Regions from separate parts of the Homo sapiens genome. Here all the other regions are linked to region 2. Evidence: chromatin loops called from intact Hi-C (ENCODE). Cell type or tissue: dorsolateral prefrontal cortex. All regions are shown on one strand.

Region 1 (2,500 bases), 1.1 Mb after region 2:
CTCCTGCCACCTCAGACTACTCCCTATTCCGCCAAAACAGCATAATGTACCCATCCCTCATTTTTCCTTAAGCCATTCCTTCTGCCCAGAATGCCTGCCTTTCCCTCCCCCTCCTGCTCTCCCTTTCTCCAAACCCCTCCCCCACCACACACAGACATCTGTTCATCTTTCAAAGCCCAGTTAAAATGGCTCCTCCTCTGTGAGACCTTTCTTATCTGGTCAGAATATATCCCTCCTTCCTCCCTGTCACCTCCAGCAGTTTATAGTTCTATTTAGCACAGACTCCATTCTTCCTTGTGCACTGGTTATTTGTTTACTCATCTATTCCCCACTGGCTGGTAAACACTTTGAGGTTTACTCATCTTGGTGTCCCACCCACCATTCACTTCTCTCCCACCCACCACCGCAGCCTTGCCTCTATCACACAGTGCCTGGCATCTAGTTTGTGATCAATGTTTACTAAGCAAATGAATGGCTCCTTATCTTTTCCCTAGCGCCATGGAAAGCTCAAGAAAAATCCTGGCCCATGTGTTGTAGAGGATCCCTGCTTCCATGACCACCCCCTTCTCACCCTCACCCCCAAACCCATGCCTTGGCCCTTGTGCGCTTTTATTTTTTTTTTTTTACCCACCCTGTGTGTGACCCAAAGGCCCAAAATTGCATCGCTTGGATGTTCATTGGGAATTCACTCACATAGTTGCAAAATTATGAAGCTGGAAGGGATTTCAGGGACCCCCCCACCATCTGTCTCCTATTTCACAAAATGAGGAACTGAGGCGCCTAGAGGTCAAGAGATTTGCCCAAGTACCCTCAACATATTAGGAGCCTAGTCAGAACTAGATCCCTGAAAAGTTTTCGAGTTTTGATATTTGGTTTGCTTTGCGTGTAGCCACCGCCCACTAACCTTGCACAGAAAAATGGGTAAATGGCGCCACATAGTGGCTAAGAGGCTTAGCGTCACCTAATGGTCCTGTTCCTTAAAAGTGTAATTCCCAACCACATCCTGCTTTGCCTTTGTCTCCGAAAGAGGAGGATACAGGGAGGTCACCTTCCAGGAATATCCCGCAGAATATTCAAGTAGCCCCAGCTGCTCCAGGCAGGAAACAAGAGACAACCGTTTTCTTCAGTGTCTGCACCAGAAAGAGAGGGATTGGGGACAGCAGGCAGCTTGAAAGCCAGAGAGTCAGGCTTCCTAAAGGGGCTTGGAAGAGGCGTCTCAGACCTTCTGTAGCTGAACCAGCTCCGAAGCTGCCTCCTGGGCCTGTGTTGCTGGGCTGGCTGCTTTACTGAATGGTTCTTTGCCACATTTGGCCTGCCAGGAACTGGCTTCACAGCCTGACACAGGCCCTTCTACCCAAAATATGCAGGTCTGAAAACTCAGCGTCCAGAGCTGAGAGGTAAATACCCCTAGATTCTTTCAATAGAAATTTTAAACAAGCTATCTTGGAGGTTCGGAAGCTGGGCTTTTCCCTCTTCGCACATAGAATTGCACTCTAGTTGATGCGACCCACCACCCCCCGCCCCGCCCCACCCCATGAAGCCTTCCTCATCCAGCTCTTAGCAAGAATCTTCTACATTGTAGGTCAAAGGAAAAGGGACATTTAGACTCAGGCAGAAGAGGGAAAGGGGGACATATTTGGTGTCATATGCCAAGATCTGACAGCATGCCTCATCTGGGAATGGAGATTCTTGGAAGTTCAGGAGAAAACAAGAAGCTCCCTAGGGCTGAACCTAGGGCAGGGCCACCTGCTTGGCCCTGCCAATGAGCCGTCATCCTTGACCCCCGTTTGGCCTCTGGCTTGAAGCCTGGATGGAAGGAAAATGGGGGAGGATTTGGGCCCCCAGGAAAATGAGGCTTGGCCCTTGCTGGCTCTGGGAATAAAATTGGGGGCTGATGACTGAAAATCAGGCAGAGGCTCAACAACAAATCAAGCAAGAGTCCTGGGGTAAATGAATCTTCATTATTCTCCCATCTGGGCCGTGAGTTCTAGGAATTTGTCCAAAGGATGAGGCCCTGAGTGAGCTGGCTGCTGGCAGGCTGGTTGTGGTGCTTAGAAAATTGGGTGAGGGGAGGAAAGGATAATAAGTGAAGGGAAAATGGAGACCAGTGGGGGTAATAGGAGCTTAGGCAGGGGTCAAAGCATATTTTGTGGGCTGAGATGGAATTTATGCAGCCCAATGATGTTTAAATGAAGTGATCTTAGAAATCAATTTCCTGGTTGGCTTGGAACTCCTAGGAGTAAAGCAAGACAACTTTCCATACATGAAGGGCTCAGACCACAAGTTTCTCTTCCATCCATTCCCCTCTTCAGACCTGGAGCATACAATGCCATTGTCTCCTGGAGTTGTCCCCTCACCCCAAAGGGATGCTGATTCTGGAGCTCGGATGATTCTAATACTTGTTATCTAACCTCTTTACATCCATGGAGTATTCCATATACTTCAGCTACTTTTCAACATCTAACAATTAGAATGCCAGGGCAATCTGGCCATAATAGGT
Region 2 (2,500 bases):
TAACCAATTAAAAAGTGGGCAAAATACATGAACAGACATTTTTCAAAAGAAAGCACATAAGTGGCCAACATAAACATAGGAAAAATTTTATCCCATTCTGTAGGTTACCTGTTCACTCTGACGATAGTTTCTTTTGTTGTGCAGAAGCTCTTTAGTTTAATTAGATCCAATTTGTAAATTCTGGCTTTTGTTGCTATTGCTTTTGGTGTTTTAGTCATGAAGTCTTTGCCCATGCCTATGTCTTGAATGGGATGAACGCTTTTACACTGTTATCGGGAGTGTAAATTAATTCAACCATTGTGGAAGACAGTGTGGTGATTCCTCAAGTATCTAGAACCAGAAATAACATTTGACCCAGCAATTCCATTACTGGGTATATACTCAAAGGATTATAAATCATTCTACTATAAAGACACATGCACATGTATGTTTATTGCAACACTATTTACAATAGCAAAGACTTGGAACCAAGCCAAATGTCCATCAATGATAGACTGGATAAAGAAAATGTGGCACATACACACCATGCAATACTATGCAGCCATAAAAAAGGATGAGTCCATGTCCTTTGCAGGGACATGGATGAAACTGGAAACCATCATTCTCAGCAAACTAACACAGGAGCAGAAAACCAAACACCACATGTTCTCCCTCATAAGTGGGAGTTGAACAGTGAGAACACATGAAAACAGGGAGGGAAACATCACACACTGGAGCCTGTCGGGGTGGGGGAAGAGGAGGGAGAGCATTAGGACAAATACCTAATGCATGAGGGGCTTAAAACCTAGATGATGGGTTGATGGGTGCAGCAAACCACCATGGCACATGTATACCTGTGTAACAAACCTGCACATTCTGCACATGTATCCCAGAACTTAAAGTAAAATTAAAAAAGGAAAACATGCTCAACATCACTAATCATCAGAGAAGAGCAAATGAAAACAACGAGGTACCATCTTATGCCAGTCAGAATGTCTATTAAAAAGTCAGCACAGCTGTTATCTTCATTTTATAGATAAAGAAACTGAGTCTGAAACAGGTTAAGTGCATTGCCTAAGATGACATAGGAAGGATTTAGAGAGGTAAAGATGTGAAACCAGAAAGTCTGGCTCTACAGTTCTGCATTATTGTTATACTATGTTGTCCCTGGCCCGGAGCCCCAACCCCTAAGGCAAGGATTCACCAAATTCTTTGATGAAAGCTATGGACCTTCTCTCCCTACAAGTGCAGAGAAATTTACGTTTTTATTTTTATATACTATTTCAAGGAATTCACTTCCTGACCTTCACCACTGCTACAAACCCTTGTGTATTTCCGGTAGGAATCTCAGATGAAAACTCCTAGCTTTAAAGTTTAAATTCCACCATTCTTAAACTCTGACTCGGCCTCAAACCCTATCAAACCCTATCATTTAACAACCCAGCTCTAGAAAAAGTAGGGCGTGGTTGCGGCACTCATACTGCCCTCTATCGCCGCCTACTGGAATGTCCCTGGTAATGACAACAACATCGCCACACCTGTGGCTTAGAGACCTCTTCGCACTTTCAGGGCGTTTTCACAATAAGGTGCCATCATAGCTCAGGGGTATGAAGCCCCAACTACAGAGGGTGGGGAGTGGAGTCCGGCCTTAAGTCTGTGCCGCCAGTCGTTCCAGCAGAGTCCTTTCCGTCATGCTCTGCTGCACGACGTGTACGGGCGACACCGCCATTTTAGTTTTTTATCAGACTGTCTGCGTCACCAGGAACTATGGCCGCAGCCTTTGGAATTCAGCAGAGGTCGCTGGAGTACATCTTTTTCCTCCCTGACTGTGGTCCTAGGGAAATAATCATGAGCCGCATAAGGACGTTTGGATCAATGATGTCAATGATGGACCACATATATGATGATAGTCCCATAAGATTACCATGGAACTGGAGCTGAAAAATTTCTATAATCTAATTATATCTTTTTTTGTTTGTTTTTAAGAAAGAGTTTTGTTCTTGTCCCCCAGATTGGAGTGCAATGGCACGATCTCGGCTCACTGCAACCTCTGCCTCCCAGGTTCAAGCAATTCTCCTGCCTTAGCCTCCTGTGTAGCTGGGATTACAGGCGCCCGCTACCACGTCTGGCTAATTTTTTTGTGTGTATCTTTAGTAGAGATGGTTTTTCACCATGTTGGCCAGGCTGGTCTCGAACTCTTGACCTCAGGTGATTCGCCTGCCTCGGCCTCCCAAAGTGCTGGGATTACAGGCATGAGCCACCGCGTCTGGCTGCCTAATGATATCTTGATGATCCTGATCCAGTGTAGGGCTAGGCTAATGTGCATATTTCTGTCTCGGTTTTTAACAAAAAAGTTAAAAAGTGAAAAAAAAAAAAAGGAAAGAAAAATGAAAGAAAGAAAAAGATAATTTAAGAAATAGAAAAAAAGCTTATAAAAATAAGGATATAAAGAAAAAATTGTGTACAGCTATACAATATGCTTCCCTTTTAAGCTAAGTGTTCATTACAAATGAATCAAAAA
Region 3 (2,500 bases), 130 kb after region 2:
GAGGACTTGTAAGAGGCTGAATGAAGAACTAGGGTCCAATCTATGCCTATACCACTATCCATTTATCTAATCGTCTATCTTTTTTGTCTACCATCTATTTACTTACTTCCTATTTTAAAATTATTGACATATTTTTTAAATCATGAAAGTTTTCAAACATGTAGAAATATTTTTAAGTGCAGAAAAATATAAAATTAAAATGCAATCACCCAGCATCTATCCAAAGTTAATAAATCATAGCATTTTGCATATTTGCTTCAGATGTTTTAAAAGAATAAAGATTCCACAGATATAATGGAATTCTCTTCTAGATTCTCTCAGAGTCCTATTACCTCCCTACCTCCTCAGATACAACCACTATCCTGAAATTGTATGTATTCTGTTGGTAGGCTATGCTAAAGTAACAAACAAACTGCAAAATCTCAGTGACTTTATACAATAAAAGTTTATTTTTTTTTTACTATGCAAAGGCCTTCCTACATCATTTGACTGTGCATTCTAGACCATATGTCTTCCAGGTCAATGACACAGGGGAAGAGATGGAGGAGACATACTGGTTCTTAACTGCCTCAGTCTGGAAGTGACACATGTTATTTCAACTCACAGTTCATTGGCCAGAAGTACTCTGATGGCCTTACTGCAAGGGTGTAAGGGAAATACATGGGAGTATGTGGATAACTGGTGAGCACTATACCTCTGCCATACTCTCCACTAATGTTTTAATACTTGGGTTCTTTTGTGATATGTGTGCATATTCATAACCAATATATGCTATTGTTATGTATTGTATAATGTTTTATAGAAATGATATCAAGCTATATGTTCTGTTTCTCCAACTTCCTTTTTCCCCCTCTAGATTATTTATATTGATCCATAAAGGCCTTTAAGTGCTGTATAATAATGTAAGATTTTAGGATTATATCATGATTTGTTTATCTTGTGCTCTACTGATGAATTTTTTAGCTTGTTTCCATTGATCTGGATTATATAATTAGATGTGGCACAGAAAGATCACAGGATATGTGCATCTTCGATTAATTGTACTAATTTCTACATACCAGCACTATATACAAATTATTTTGCCTTGTTCTTTATAATTTTGCCTGCTCTAGAAAGAAGTAAAACCAGCATAGCCACCCTAATTGGGGAAGGCCCTAGGGAGAAGGGTGACAGCCTGAGGAAGTCCAGGTCCAGGGTCAGGGTGACTGTTTACTGCCCATGCTAACTGACCTCCCCCATTTTTTTGTCTCACAGGTGCCTTCCAGTTGAGCTTAGTGGAGGCAGATACACCCACAGTGCCCCCTCAGGAGGCCACACTTGTTGCACTGGTGAGCAGCCTGCTAGTGGTGTTTACCCTGGCCTTCCTGGGGCTCTTCTTCCTCTACTGCAAGCAGTTCTTCAACAGACATTGCCAGCGTGGTAAGGGTGGCTGTTTCATGTTTCACATGAATCAGGAACAAGGCTCTTATTGGCAGAAGAGAGGGATGTTCTGGGGTTGAGAGACAATGGGCCTTTTCTACCATGCTTGAAAACCCCATGAATAGTCTTCTGTTGGCCTGGGGAACTATCTGGGGCTGCAATGGAAAGCATGGGACTTAAGAGATTACTGAAGCCAACCCTGAGAGTTTAGAAGACCTGGTTCATTATGTTTCAGGGGATTTTAAAGGAATGTGGCACGGTGGGAAACCCCTCAGGAAAGGAATCGGGAGACCTAGGTTCTATGTCTACCTCTAAATCACCGTGTAACCTTAGACAAGTCATCTAGCCTCTTCAGACCTCTTTCTTCCTAATCTTTAAGATAAGAGATAGGATTGGATTTGTTGATTTCTGGGTTCTTTTCCAATTCTTTATATCTATACTAGTAGGTATAAATTCTAGAGCATGTCATGAATTGAGGAAGGCTTGGCTATATCTGAGATACGACTGTAATAAAAGTGGTTGAGGTCTAAGGCCACTGCTATCAGTATAATAACTTCACAAATGGGGATAACTGAAAGCCCTATGTCCAGAGTAGTTGGCAAACCTGGACTTTCTCCCTCAGATAATACTGATGTCAAGAGGTCTAGCCCAGTCCATATCAGACAGCCATGCAAAATTCCAGATGGAAAATCATATTTAAAGTCACAGTAACATTGTGATCTCTATTAAGCACAACTTCAGCTACTAGACAAGAATGTGGGACAGAAAAGCCAGCTCACTGAGGACAAAGATGGGGGAGGTGGGAATGTGGCTGATCAGGACCAGGCAAAGAGTTAGAACTCCAGCCAAGAGTACCAAGGTTCAGTGCAGCTTCATTGCCATTAAGGGAACTGAGAGTTAGGCAGGGACACTGAAACAGGAACTCAGATCAGAGAATGAAGTTGATTTATAAGGGGGAAGATAAAGTTTACTAGATAAAAGAGTGCTCAGGACTCCTTTTCAGCCCACTGGATACTGTGTGCAAAGCTGCAGTATTTGTGTGGGAAGATCCTGCTAATGTAAATTTGCCTTGGGTCAGTTT

Evidence for each region. A loop is a pair of places that touch in the nucleus more often than their neighbours do. Peaks named below come from ENCODE experiments on the same cell type or tissue, not always from the same donor. Only the 100,000 strongest peaks of a DNase experiment are listed, where the experiment ranks them.
Region 1: a loop joins it to region 2, with 7 times the contacts of the local background. A loop is called at or near these places in 38 of 110 quality-filtered maps.
Region 3: it touches region 2 in a loop (5-fold over the local background); 3 of 110 quality-filtered maps call a loop at or near these places.

What each region holds. Positions count from the first base shown.
Region 1 is chrX:65,580,555-65,583,054 of GRCh38, reverse strand. No RefSeq gene overlaps it. Among named protein-coding and RNA genes, the nearest start is that of LAS1L, 47 kb to the right of the region's middle. In dorsolateral prefrontal cortex, CTCF peaks have their summits at 731 and 939 (motif pointing left); a DNase peak (open chromatin) is centred at 924; H3K4me3 peaks cover 337 bases; H3K27me3 peaks cover 2,500 bases.
Region 2 is chrX:66,728,165-66,730,664 of GRCh38, reverse strand. No RefSeq gene overlaps it. Among named protein-coding and RNA genes, the nearest start is that of EDA2R, 90 kb to the right of the region's middle. In dorsolateral prefrontal cortex, a CTCF peak has its summit at 1,513; a DNase peak (open chromatin) is centred at 1,634; H3K4me3 peaks cover 828 bases; H3K27ac peaks cover 469 bases.
Region 3 is chrX:66,601,552-66,604,051 of GRCh38, reverse strand. EDA2R (ectodysplasin A2 receptor) reads left to right here. Exons shown (of 7, transcript NM_021783.5): 5 at 1,255-1,419. Among named protein-coding and RNA genes, the nearest start is that of EDA2R, 36 kb to the left of the region's middle. RefSeq lists a silencer at 2,285-2,384. In dorsolateral prefrontal cortex, no CTCF peak of the experiment used is centred here; a DNase peak (open chromatin) is centred at 1,401; H3K27ac peaks cover 939 bases; H3K27me3 peaks cover 2,266 bases.